2 separate regions of the Homo sapiens genome follow, and region 1 is linked to region 2. A link is a loop called in an ENCODE intact Hi-C map of the cell type or tissue named here. Cell type or tissue: dorsolateral prefrontal cortex. All regions are shown on one strand. Each heading gives the region's core, and the rest is flanking DNA. Links, peaks and the distances in the headings are about the cores only. Region 1 overlaps ZSWIM6 (zinc finger SWIM-type containing 6). Region 2 overlaps ZSWIM6 (zinc finger SWIM-type containing 6).

Region 1 (6,941 bases), core at 981-4,980, 56 kb before region 2:
TATGTTATCATTAGGAGCTAGACCAAAATGAGAAATAAAGCAAAAATCCAGGTTTTATGATACCTGTCTACCATCTCCCTCTTCTCCGCTTTTAAGCAACAATACAGAACAGCAAGGTTGGATTGAAAATCTCAACAGTTTTGATAATGAGTTTGAAGGCTCTCTACTCTCCTCCACTGAGCCCACTGCTGTCTTTGTTCAAGTTGTTTCTTTTTTCTGGAGTATTCACACTGCTTCTTCCCTGCAACACACCTCCATAAACATCTTATAAAACCATATTAAATTTGGTTTCTATAAACCTTTGTACTAATTTGTAATGAAATTACTCTATCAAAGTTCTCCTTCATCCATTCTTGGCTGTTCTTATTTATCACATCTCCTAATGTTTCATCTCTCTACCCCCTCCTTGCTACTGGTACTATCACCTACCCCAAAATCAAATATCTAATACATCTGTTCCTCTAGACATAGCAAGTGCTTCATACACACTGATAGAGAGACCACAATAAGACTTCTGGAAAGAAGGTTAACAACACAGCACTGACAGTGTTATGTTGTGGGAAAGCTGTCCTCTCCTTATGCCCAGGGAAGACAAACAGGTAGATGACAAGCAATCCTGATATGTGGTTCATTAGAATTACGCTCTATACTTCCAGCTATTTGGAAGTTACCAAGTGTGTACCGACATCTTTTTGCTGCAAGGGAACTCTTGGAATTGCTTTTTCTTCATGGTACTAGCAAAGAGGTAACTATGTATATGGGGAACCATTTTGGTAAGCTTTCCAGTTCTCAAAAAGAAGCAGTTGCTCCTTAGCCATTAATTAACCACCATCAACTATAAAATGTGGCAAGCTTGAGTTAGTTTGAATAACTCAACTAAAGTAAGAAGCTCAAAACAGGGATGGGGGTGTTGGTGGGGGCAGTTATTAAGCCTACTGCTTTCAAAGATGTAAGACAGCATTCCCCAGAAATTTCTCCACAATTACCTATAAAGCAGAGTAAAGCAGAGCCTTTAGAATCTTACTTCTGGTACACAGAGATTGTCCTAAATTACTTAAAAGTATCATTTTGAATGTGTGACTTAAGCATATGTTTTTCTCCTTATTCAAGAATAATGTAGGTGGTTACAGAAAAATCACTATTTGAGTCTGGGATGGAAGATGGAACAGCATTTGGGTCCATGGAGCAGGTTAATTCAAAAAATATAGTCTCAAAGGGTAGGCTGTGTTCTCTACTGCCAAACATAGTTAGATTTACTCTAATTCTAAGTGTCCTGAATCTGTATACCACTCAATCTATCTAGCACCCTACCAAGGAACATTATAGCTGTTGCTTAATAACTAGTGGTCAAACTAATCATACAATGAAATTCAAACTAGAAAAACAATCTAACTCTGGCTATTTCTGTTCACACAGAATTAGGTCTCCAGATGAGAAGCCGTGAAAAGAACTCTGAGACATGCCACCTTGTTCTTGTGAACTGAATGAGCAAAGCTCAGTGCAGCAAGGCTCTTGCAATGGCAGCCCACCCGCTCCCTAAGAAACAGGATTTATATGCTAGAAAGCAAAGCGCGTGACTCAGCTCCGAGAGAAAGTTAAGTGTTTAAAACTTGGGGAAAAACATATTATGTAACAGTTGAAGATAAAAATTTAAGAATATTTCCCTGTGATAAAACTGTAATTAAGTGTTATTTAACTGTTTCCTCTAATGACATCATTTTATTTAGGTTTTAATAGACTGGCAGCCACAACCTATAGTTTTATGAAGCAAAGTAAAATTGCAGTCTAGGAATACATTTAAGAAAAGAGAGCCATCAACACAGATGCGAGGTTACAGTGTATCCCCTCATCCCTAGACCCCCACAGTAATTAAGTGTGCTGAACAGACAGCCATTACAGCTAACAATAGGTGTGCTCACCCCCAATCAGCACTGGGTTGTTCTTGGAAATCCAGAGGTTATTTCTGTGATCTGCTTTCCAGAAAATTTGCATGTCACAGAATAAAGAATGTAATTCAAGAGGTGTGTGTTCTATAGATTCTACTAAATATGTAGCTTCTATCAAACGTACAACCTCTACCATTGCAATGGGGCTTTCTATTTTAATATATACCTTTTCTTATAGCTGATTATGATACAACATTACTCATCTTGAGAACACTGGTGTATGTTTGGGAAAATAAACACCATGTAGAGAAAGTAAAATTAATATTTGAAAAACTGACTCATGTATAAGATAAATGTATCTGTAAATGAGATGCAATAAACAGGATCTTAAGACTATGCATCTGTACCTATTTCATACTACATTATGAAAATCAGGGAGTAAATCACAAAAGTTAACTCATACCAAATGAATGTCATAGGCACTTATATTAGAAAAGAAAAACAGAATAATCAGTCCCTTTGTTAGCTGGAGCATGGGGGGAAGAAATTGGGCCTGTGGCTACCACAAATAAGTTTTCATATATTCACTTGAAAGAAAGAAAAAGTTAAAATAAATGTTACTTTTACAATTAATTTTGAAACATCAACATTTAAATTTTCATAGATCACATGTAAGCAGGAAATTGTAAATCTTGGGGAGGGGGACACTGGGCCATATGAAAAAGATTTTGTAATCTTCTGGCTGACAATCTGATGGCTCCAAATCCATCTGCCAAGAAGCAGAGTTACTTGGCTAGCATACTCTCGCTTGTACACTTTCATCAGATTAGGGCTTTCATGCCAGGAATCTTTTTTTTTTTTTTTTTTCCTGGTGTACTGGTCACTGCCAGAAATGGACCCAACGAATCCACCAGTGCTAAGGAGTTAAGCATCTGAGATTTAATTTAACAGTTTCAGCTTTATTAAGCTGTCACAGAGCGGCCCCACTTTGATAACAGTAGCTGCTCCAATTATGGCTTGGTTTAGGGTTGACAAGTATAATGATTCATTCGTGGCACATGAGAAGCAATAAAAGGTTGTTTTGCATTACAACTTTAAAAATGTGGGCATTTTTTTCATTTAATTTGTCACTTAGCTTTTGCTAAGAGGACATTTAAATTGCAGTAAAAGGCAAATGGGGCTTTTAGTTTAAATGTAATCCCCATATTTAAATGATCTGTAATGGCGCGGTGTTGGAGTGGGAACACTATTGTCTCACAGTGGGTCCTGATGGTGACATGTGACATTTGTATTCAGGTCCTGTATTATCCATGTGGCTAAAGGGCTTCCAATTTCATTTCACAGCCAGAAGCCTGCAGAAAACACCAATTAACTTGCAGATCCCATTTGCCGACAAAACTCAGCCTCTTCTCAATGTCTGGCATCTGGCAGTGCTCAGCATTTAATTCCAAAGCAGAGCCTTGAAGCAATGTGAGCCCTGTGTAGGGGCACAAAGTCAAATTCCCCCATTTTATTAAGAAGAAAAGCCTTTCCTTTTGTAGTCCAGAAGCAACTTTCAGTTAATTTTTTGGTGAATGAATATTAAGATGTGCTACTTACTGTTACTTCTACGTGAGATTCTTCACAGAACTTAGACCCCATTAAAATGGCAAGTGACCTCTGCTTGCCATCAGAGTACATAGGAGAATTTCTAGCAGTCTAGTAATGATTGGGCAGTGGGTGGGGGGCACACAGGACGAGAAGTTGTGGTCTTTACGCTGGACTGAAATCAAAGAATTTGTATAAAGCCTGGTCCTTAATTAGAAAGTAGTCCATAAGAGGGCATAACTAGAATCAGCTGGTGGAAACTTCCACCTAATAAAAATTTATATTTCTGATTGAGGGTTAAGGTACGTAATTTTCAAAACCCACTTGGAAAAGTGACATTTGACCATGAATTAAATGTGAACACTGCAAATTTTATTTGACTGTATGTACCACCAGTACCCTTTTTGGTAACCAAAAAATTTAGTTGGTATTTTCTTCCTAAACAGTCGTTTGTAATTCTAAGTCTCTCTAAGTACCAAAGCTCTTTAAATTGCATTCATTTAATATTAATTCAATAATTTTTCCTTAAATGATCCCCTTCATTATAGTTTTCTTAATGCTAATCCTTTTTACTTTATAAAGCATCTAACCAATCAAGTCTATACTAGAGTTACAAAATTGAAAAAGGTTTACTTAAAAAGTAAAACATTTAGGATTTTATGAAAATACTTATTTAAACCATGCATTATACTTGTGTTATTTAACCACCACACTGTGCCCCCCAAACATCATTCTAATACATCGAAACTATCTATTGTAGTTACAGATTGATTTACATTTTGATTAGGGGGAAGGGCACTACCATTATTTCAGGAGACTCACAGAAAGCAGCAAGATTAAGTTATTACAAGATACTTAAGAAAATTGCCAGGGAAAAAGTCAACAAATATCTAATAGTTCACAAGTAGCAAACTTGTCCACAGCCAACTTCTGAACGTATATCCTATTAATAGGAAAAAGAAAATACTGATATCACATCCTTTACCAACTTGCTGCATAACCCTAGATTACACAGTGTCATGTTGTGGAAGTCTCCTAACCTCTCGGGACTTGTTTCCTTATTTGTAAAACGGCTAATCTCAAATACCCCTTCCAGTCATGGTCATTTGGTATCTTCACGGACAACAGCATCGTTTGGTTTAGACTACACCTGGGATCAATCAGCATGATGTGGTCCATCATTAGCCAAGAAAAATTTCACTAAGACTAGGATCTTCTAGTAAATATAGACAACATTACTTCTCATAAAATTAATACAGGTACTGATATATTTGTCAAAATTTCAGGTGTCACTTATAGATTTCTTAATAAAAAGACAAGATAATAAATACATCATTCATTATTTCCCTAGCGATGAACATTGGGTACCAAGACTCATCCAAATAAAATTCCCAGTATTCTTTTAATGAACATGACTAGTGGATTTCTCATTTTTTTGAACACTTGCTATATTTGTATCTTTAACCACCAGGAATTTAGGAAGCAATAAATATTAGAATTTGCTGTATTTTTCCATTCTGAGGATCGACAGTTCATTTAAATCTATAGCAGCCAAAAATAAAATGAATATCCAACTAATTTTAATAATTCCAGTGTGGGGAGAAGGGGGAAGAAAGACTCTAAATTTTAGCTGAATCAATTACAATATTAATCTAGAAATAAGTAATCAGCTCTACAATATAAAACTGCTATTTAAAAATAATACAGCTTTTTTTTTTCCAAATACTTAAAGGGAGATTCCTGCACTTAACTTTCCTCAAGATCAGGCAATTCCCCCAAAACCCTGCTAAGGTTGTTTTCTGTAAATGCCAGCCCAAGTTCTAAATCCTCCTATGCTTCTAACCTATATATTGGCAACACGTTCCATGCATGAGCAGCTCTCTCTTCAGCAATACTACGACCATGTTCTTGAAACATCTGACTATGGTATTTATCCATATGCAAATCAATGGTAATTTGTGAGGAAACATGCTTACCCAGCTCATCCCAGAGCTGCCTGTATTTGTCAGTCATTGCAGTGCCTTGTTGCCGCCAAAGTGACAGGCGAGGGTCAGCCATGAATTGCTCTGTTATCAAGGTCAACATGCGGGCCCCATTGGAGTCCCTCATCTTTAACATCTCCCGCACCTAATGGGGAAAAACAGACCTTTAGAAAATTGTTCAAAACGAAAACACAACAAAACCCCACAGCAACACAAGAGACAAACCACCACTTTTCTCTGTTTCTCTCTCTCTCTCTCCGTGTGTGTGTGTGTGTGTGTGTGGTGGAGGATAGGCGGGGAGATGTCAAGCCTTCACACCAGCCCTCTTAAGCAAACAAAATATAAAATTTAAAACCACTCCCTACCCTAAATAGCAATTTAATCAAAGAAATGACCATTAATTATTTTGAATTATATGTTAGAATCCATATGAAGAAAAAATGCTCTCAATTACAAAAATGTTCTGGTTGGGTCTTACACACTGATTAAGGTGAGTAAATCGTGTTTCATATGTCCAGTAGAAACTTTTTTTCCAGTTCTCCTTCAAAGTATCTCTCTTATCTAAACCAAGTACACTTTGTGATTCAAGATTACATCCAACAAAGTAGGCATTCATGCTTTGACAAACCACAGAAGTAAAATCTGGCACTGGGAACAGGTATCTGAACCTACCTAGTATACCAAAACAGATTTAAGCAAGGTGCTGCTGTTTCCTTGCATAAAATAAGATGCCATAATTTTAGTAAGATGCCATAAGTTTGCTAGCCTAAAGAAATACAATATCAAAACAAACAGGACAAACAGTTTGGCACCTTCCTGACTCTCCAACTGATTGTACTTACCATCAGAGAAGCACAGCCTAATGCAGAGTCCATTGAGAACTCAAGAAATCTTCTAAGTAGATCTGATAATGTGTATAATAATAACACTTGGCCTTTAGTTTTTTTAGGAACAGCTTTGTTGAGACATAATTCATATACCATACAATTCACCAATTTAAAACGTACAATTCAATGGTTTTTAGTATATTCGCAGTTGTGCAAGTCCTTCAATTTTTGAGATAAATTAGTAATTGCATAAAGGTTCTCTCTCACTTAAGTTTTTTATATAAAGAGCAGCAGCATACTTCTACTCACTCAGATGGGGTTGTTTTTGCAATGGTAAAAGAAAATGGACAGGCCTGTTAGGTTCAAGAACTCTCCTGCTCTATATGGGTGATCCATGAAGCAGAATAATAACCACAGATCTAATAAGTTAACTTTGCCTCTCAAGTTGGAACTTTAAGTTTTGTCCATTACTCTTATGCTACATTTCCCAAATAAAAGAAAGGAAAAAGGAAACACAAGGGTAAGCCTCTCTGCAGCAAGCCCTAAATGAATCCATCCACTTCAAAAATGTATACTGCTATGTATTCAATAAGTAAGAATCTCAGCTGTAATTTCCCCGTAAGAAATTACTGGAGCAAGGTCACAAGCAGTAGAAAAGG
Region 2 (6,941 bases), core at 1,183-5,182:
GGGAACATCACATGCTGGGGACTGTTGTGGGGTGGGGGGAGGGGGGAGGGATAGCATTAGGAGATATACCTAATGCTAAATGACGAGTTAATGGGTACAGCACACCAACATGGCACACGTATACGTATGTAACAAACCTGCACATTGTGCACACGTACCCTAAAACTTAAAGTATAATAATAATAAAATTTTTTAAAAAGTCTTAGCTTATAGTCAAACTGATTAAAATTAGATTTATGTTTCATTAAAATTAACTTTAACATTAATAATGTACCATGCAAAGGTAAAATTGGTTTTCTCTTTCAAATAAAATTTTTATGTAATGATAATAAAAGATTTTTGTTTACTTTTCAAGTAAACTGCAGGGAAAAAATGTAGGAAGGAGAGGCAGATGTGGTTGGCCTCATGCTGTCTTCATTACATCTTATTGCTTGGGAAACTGAGTCTCCTACCTGTCAAAGAGTAAATGTTCTTATCATTTTAGCTAAATCAATGACTATTTTATGGACACCAATGATCCTATTTTGTGATATCAAGTGTAAACCTCTGACATTTGACAAACTTTTTCCAAAGGCAAGATTTCAAGTTCTAAATTCAGTCATTTTGACCTCAATCTAACTTTTTCTGGATATTGGGTCCCCTGAACTTCAAGAGAACTGTACTAGGCTTATCTGTTATGTTAGAATTATACAGGATGGACTTCAAATCTGAAGTGGTGTTTAACTTTCTTTGGGTTATATTTATATAGGTGTGTTATGAGTATGTATTCCAGAATTGAATGTGATTCCTGAAATTCTGGTATGTCTTCATTTAGGTTGTTATAATGATTATGATTATTATGCTAAATTGTTGTATGCCACAGAAATAACCAGATTTCCTTATCAACTGTGTATTTATGGCTTTCCAAAGGTCTTTCTCATCCACAATTGTTGTTTTGCTTTGCTTCTTCTCAAAAAGTGGCTTATAATCAGCCACAGTCCAGTGCTTGCTTCTTTGGGGGAGTTCATGACAAAGACTCTTGAATACAGGTTTCTGATAACTTTGGAGAGTGTGCCATTGGACTAGAGAGAAATCTTACAGGACACTAAGTGAAAGGCTGGTGTGTTCATAAAGATTGCTAACCTAGTATGAAGCAGAGTAGGAGCTGATTGCATGCACTGAACTAATGGAAGACTGAAATAATTTTTAATGGGTTTTGTTTGTTTGAAGCATTGCTGATTGTTCAGTCTGGAGAACGTTTTTTCTTGAGCTTTTTATAGCCTTAAACAATGGAGTAGAGTATACTCTTATAAATAGAATTTAAGGCACATTTCTCTCCCTCTGCCTAATTTCTCCAGAATTCATAAACTATTTGTGAATATTCTTAATTCACTGTAATGTGGTTGTTTGCATAAGTTCAATGAGAAACTGTTTTCCTTCACAACAGGACACAGTTGGAGGAACTGGTCATATTCCCAGGGCTTTGACTGAAATGGCCTTGTGATAGGTTCCAGCAAAGCCAATTTAGGAGAGCCTGTGTAGACAATGATTCTTGTTGCATTTCACATGACTAATCAGGCCAAGTATATGGGACTGAAGCTTATTTTGCAGGTAGGTTGGTCCTGCTGTGATCTGTCTTTGATAGAAGTGAAGGACTAGAGAGAGAAAGATTGTGCTTCAGAAGAAAACTATGTATTAGATTAAACTTTGATTCCTCATCCATGGTATGGAGCTGCCCAAAACACCCCTCCTAAGCATGAAGCAGCCAGAAAGACTGACAAGACAGATTCCCTATGAATGATGAATTGATCAATAAAAAGGGTGGGACCGAAACTGGCCCAACTGTCCCACAGAACTGACGTTTACAGTTTCTTTTGAATAAACACAGAAATTGACCCTCCCAGTCTTAGAACTTGAGAAAGTTAAAATTTTCTTATCTTGAGTTCCTTTCTCAAGAAACCAACCATCAGACCTCCCAAACAGTCTCAAGGAACTGAAACTTAACCAGATCACCACATCTGAATAATGAGACATCAGACCCCACACCCACCATGATTGGCTAACTGACCACCTGCTTTCTGTTGACCAACTCCTCTTCCTTACCCCTCGCTAATTCCTATTTTCCCACACATGGTTACATTTCTTCTCTGCTACATAAACCCTTAATTTTAGTCCATCAGAAAGGTGGACTTGAGACTGATCTCCTATCTCTTCAGTAGCAGCACCCAAATAAAGTCTTCTTCCCTCGTAATACTTACTGTCTCAGTGATAGGCTTTCTGTGTGGACAGCAGCAGCACCTAGACCAAACACTGTAAGGTGGCAGTTCATCGGACTCTGCTATACCATGTTGCCTCTAACTCAGTCAAACAGATAAGTTCGCTAAACCATAATTGCAGTAAATGTGAGAAGGCTAACCTGTGATATACTCAAACCATGGGCATATAGAAATTGAGTCTTAACTACAGGAATAAGCCTGGGCAGTCACAGAACCCTTGCACACTCCGCATCCGTACCTGGCCCTAGGCTACAAGATGGGCTGTGTCATTTAACCAATTAAGCCTTAATTTCCTACATATAGGAATGCAGGAGACAGACTAGATAATTTTTAAGGTTATGTCCACCATTATTTTATTTCTGATAGTAATATTCAAATGTATACATTTATTTTTTGCAATTGTGCTTAATATATAGGGGGAGGATTGAAAACCACCACCCTATAAGGCAAAGATTGAGCTTATTAAGCTCTTCCTTATCACTCCTAAACACAGATGATTTATATTTAAGCATTTAATAAGTAGCTCTAAAGGAAGGGAGATGAACTGGCCGGAGACTAACCATAAAGCTATCCTCACATCCAGGACAGGCTCAAGTTGAGTCTGCCTAATTACCAATCCTTGGCTGAGAGAAAAAAAGGAAAAGCTATCAAGTCTATCAACTTCGAACTTTGACCCACTGCCTAAACTGCCGGAGATTTTAATTTTTATACATAATATAATCTCATGTAGATTATCTCTAATCTAGATGAACAATATAAATCTCTTAGCTCATGCAATTTCCTCTGCCAAATATGCCCCTTCTCCTCTCTCTGTAAGTCCCTAGTTACCTGTATGATCTATTTCAAGTTTGTTTCTCAACACAGCGAAAGGCCACTGTTACCTAGAACCTCATCAGCCCCACACACAAAAAAGTATTTGTTGTCTCTTTTGTGGACCAAAGTACTTTCTGCAGATCGCTATTATAGCCCTTAGCACACAACACTATAGTGAATTGTTTATATGCCTGTCTGTTCCAGTGGACTGTAAGCTGTTTTATTCATCTTTGTGTCCCCAGTACCTACCAGGACCAGGCACATGGCTGGCACGCATTAAATGTTCCCTGAATTGGTTGAATAGAACAGAAAATTCCCCTTTCACTCAACCAACATAGCTTAGGGCCTGAACGCCCCAAACATTCATGCTCTAACATGTTTTGAATAGCAAAAGGAAACTCCAAGCACCCTGTAAATTCAGTTCTCACATAGACCTGTGGGGAAAAGGTATTTTTAAAAGCAAGGTTTATTTAACCCTTCATATTTCTTATGAATTTGGAGGCCAAGAAGTAAGTTAAATGTCCCTGGTATCTTTAATGCTCTGCTAATTATTTTAATACTCATGACATTCTTTCTCCTGTCTGGGAAGGTAAGAGACATTGATTATGTGAAATATCCACTAACTCTTTTAATCTACTCTCCTACTATATGAAGAGTTAGCACTTCACCCTTAGGTTCAACCATATCTTTTTTTTTTTTTTTTTTTTTTACACCAATGAATAGCACTAAGAGGCTGCCATTTTTCTTTTTCACACAAAATCTGAAAAGAGATCTGGGCCGTATGCCAGAGTTGTCAATTTTTCAAACAAGATTACCCTACCACATCAGTCATCTTTCTTCCTCCATTAGGAAAGAGATTAAAATAGAATTACACTTCCAAATGTGAGCTTAACATTTTAAAACCACTAAGCTTTTTGTATACTTAATATACTCTCGCGCTTTTTTTTTCACCTTTCCTACCTAGCACTAAACAAAACTGTGGTATAGTTTCCACTCTCAAAGATCTTTCCCATATTCCCATACTTCCTGATGTGTCAAAGACTACTCCAATTACCACAGTAAAATACTAAGTCATGATTTGGCATTTCAAGCATATTCCTGGCAATCCAGATTAGGTAGAAAGGGCACTTGAACTACATATTAGCAACATACAACCATTCCTACCTTATTCTCATGAGAAAACCAAATTCCATGAGAAAATAGATAACTTTAAAAACCACCAATGTAGAAAAACGTTTCAAAGGTCTTTTTAAATTGGAAAATCACTTATCTAGTAAACTTAAAAGCTACGTATATTCTCTATGACCCAACGATTCCATTCCTAGATATATATTATTGGTGCGTGCACAAACATACCAAGACAAATAATCAAGAACACTCTTAGCATCATTGTTAATGATAGCCAAAAACTGGAAGCAACAGTAATGTCCACCAACAGTAGAACAAATAAAGTATGCTACAGTAATGATGATGCTACAAGCAACACAGATGAACCACAGAATGTTGAATAAAAGAAGCAAACATAAAAATACACAAAGTATAATCCCATAACTATCTGTTTAACTGTTGACATGTTTTATGCATTGTTCTACATGTACTTTATATTTCACAATTTAAAAAGCAGCCTTTTAGCTTAAAAACCCTAGTCCTGCACATAAAATATTTTAGTTATAAGCATTTTTAAGTCTGTCATTCCAGCAGACTACAAACTGCTTGAGGGTGTAGATTGATTTTATTCATTTTTGGCTCCCAGAACATAATGGTACATAACAGATGCTCACCAGATATTGCCTGGATAGATGGGATTAATGAATTATGAACATAGGGAAATCTCAAATGGCAAGGGAACTTCCATGTGAGGCAGAAAAATAAAAGTCATTTGCCTTTTCCTATATATAGCCAAAGGTTAGTTTTAAAAAGTCAGCCTGAAATTTCAACTACCTAAACACATTCTCAAATGTCTGTTTCTGATGAATTGCTCCATTTGGACAAAGGATAGGTTTAATAGGAATTTTCTTAAAAGTGCAAGATATTCCTGAGCTCAGTCCAGTCAACAAATTCTGCTTTTCCCTTTTGCAATATAGCTGCCAGACTCCTGGCTGTCTAACTGTATTAATAATTCCTTAATTTAAATACAAAAACACATGCACAACCGTCTTTATAAATTTACCCCCAAGAGTTATAAAATGTTTCTCCATTAAAAAGCACATCTCAGCACAACCTGCTGTTCTTGGAGTTGGAATGCTTTCCTCCTCACAGTCCCCCATCAGTCTCCTATGGACCATAGGACTAAAATTAACTATTCATTACATGTAAAGGAGTGCTGGCTGGAACAGAGCCCTGCAGAGAAAGCGTACTATTTTACATGTCAATTTCAGCACCACAGCATCTGCTACCTTACTAATATGTATATTTAATATCTCTGCATAATATACAGAATTATATGTTGTTCATTGCCTGTTTGCTCTGATATTACGTGCTCTTAAGTAGCATTATTCTCAATTATTCTCTTTGAAGAACATGAGACTTTTTATTAGGTCTCTTCCCTGGTGTTGTCTGTAACAGAAGGCACACATGAACAGCACACAGAATACTAAAACTCATGACTCAGAGTCTGATAACTAAATATAAGTTTCTGACCTGCAATTACTAATACAATTTACTTTATATTCTAGATTCCTTACTCCTGAATATAGTTTTACATTAGGTTGTCATGAGGTGGGGGAAGAAAGCAGAAGAGGTGTTAAATTTTCAACAGCTGCTAGTAAATCCATAATACTGGAATTGTTCTTTTACTGGGAAATCTGTACACTTATGTTAAATGTCATATTTCGAACATGACTATCTTTCATCAGCAATTCATTCCATATTAAAGATGTAATTTTTTTCTGTAAACTCTGACAATATTTGTTACTGAATGAGCTACTGAATGGGGGGAAGGTGTAGCTGAATAGGATGTATAGCAAAGAAATAATATGCTAAGCCAGCTTTAAGTTATATGGTCCTCATAATATAAATTATAATTGATTTTGTTCATGAACCTTCATACTCAGCAGGAAACTGAGAGTGTTCAGTATTTAAGAACACCCTGAATGGCAATATTACACTAATCAAACCTAAGTGATACTAGATTAACAATAAACAATTAAGAAAATTAAAAATGTCATATTGGCACAATAGTTTGAACTGCTTTACTATAGTTAGTAAGTTACTAACCATAGTTACTATTGCTGTAATTAATGACATTCAGATAAATAAGATTATTCTGGCTTTATAAATCTACATTTGTTAGTGAACACTCATGGTTCTAGGAGTCAACTAGTGGATTTCTTTTTTTTTTTTTTTTTTTTTTGGAGAAAGGGTCTGGTTCTGTCAACCAGACAAGAGTGCAGTGGCATGATCACAGCTTACTGCAGCCTCAACCTCCCAGGCTCAAGCTCCCACCTCAGCCTCTCAAGCAGCTGGGACCAAGGCACACGCTACCATGCTCAGCTAATTTTTGTATTTTTTATAGAGACCAGGTTTTGCCATGTTGCGCAGGCTGGTCTTGAAGTCCTGGGCTCAAGCAATCTGCCCACCTCAGCTTCCCAAAGTGCTAGGACTACAGGCGTGAGCCACCGCACCCGGCCTGGATTTTGTTTTTTTACATAGTCTAATGCCAACTATTGGCTTGCTGATGTGATGTAGATCAGTAGCAATCTCAGGTGCCCGCAGTAAATGACTGGCACTGTACCACTGGCTTGTACTCACATGTCCAAAACACGAGGCCTAAAAATTCAGTAATAAACTTTAAAAAGGTTAATCTATTTTCCTTTCAGATGTAGAAGTTTAGGTTCCACTATTCCCAGAAAACAAACCCACAAGTACATGTTC

What was found. A loop is a pair of places that touch in the nucleus more often than their neighbours do. Peaks named below come from ENCODE experiments on the same cell type or tissue, not always from the same donor. Only the 100,000 strongest peaks of a DNase experiment are listed, where the experiment ranks them.
Region 1: a loop joins it to region 2, with 2.1 times the contacts of the local background. A loop is called at or near these places in 1 of 110 quality-filtered maps.

The regions. Positions count from the first base shown.
Region 1 is chr5:61,492,919-61,499,859 of GRCh38, reverse strand. It overlaps ZSWIM6 (zinc finger SWIM-type containing 6), which reads right to left. Exons shown (of 14, transcript NM_020928.2): 4 at 5,450-5,600. Among named protein-coding and RNA genes, the nearest start is that of LINC03122, 140 kb to the left of the region's middle. In dorsolateral prefrontal cortex, for the core only: no CTCF peak of the experiment used is centred there; a DNase peak (open chromatin) is centred at 3,270; H3K4me3 peaks cover 332 bases; H3K27ac peaks cover 2,814 bases.
Region 2 is chr5:61,437,197-61,444,137 of GRCh38, reverse strand. The region is part of intron 1 of ZSWIM6 (zinc finger SWIM-type containing 6); the gene reads right to left. Among named protein-coding and RNA genes, the nearest start is that of ZSWIM6, 110 kb to the right of the region's middle. In dorsolateral prefrontal cortex, for the core only: no CTCF peak of the experiment used is centred there; a DNase peak (open chromatin) is centred at 3,325; H3K27ac peaks cover 3,340 bases.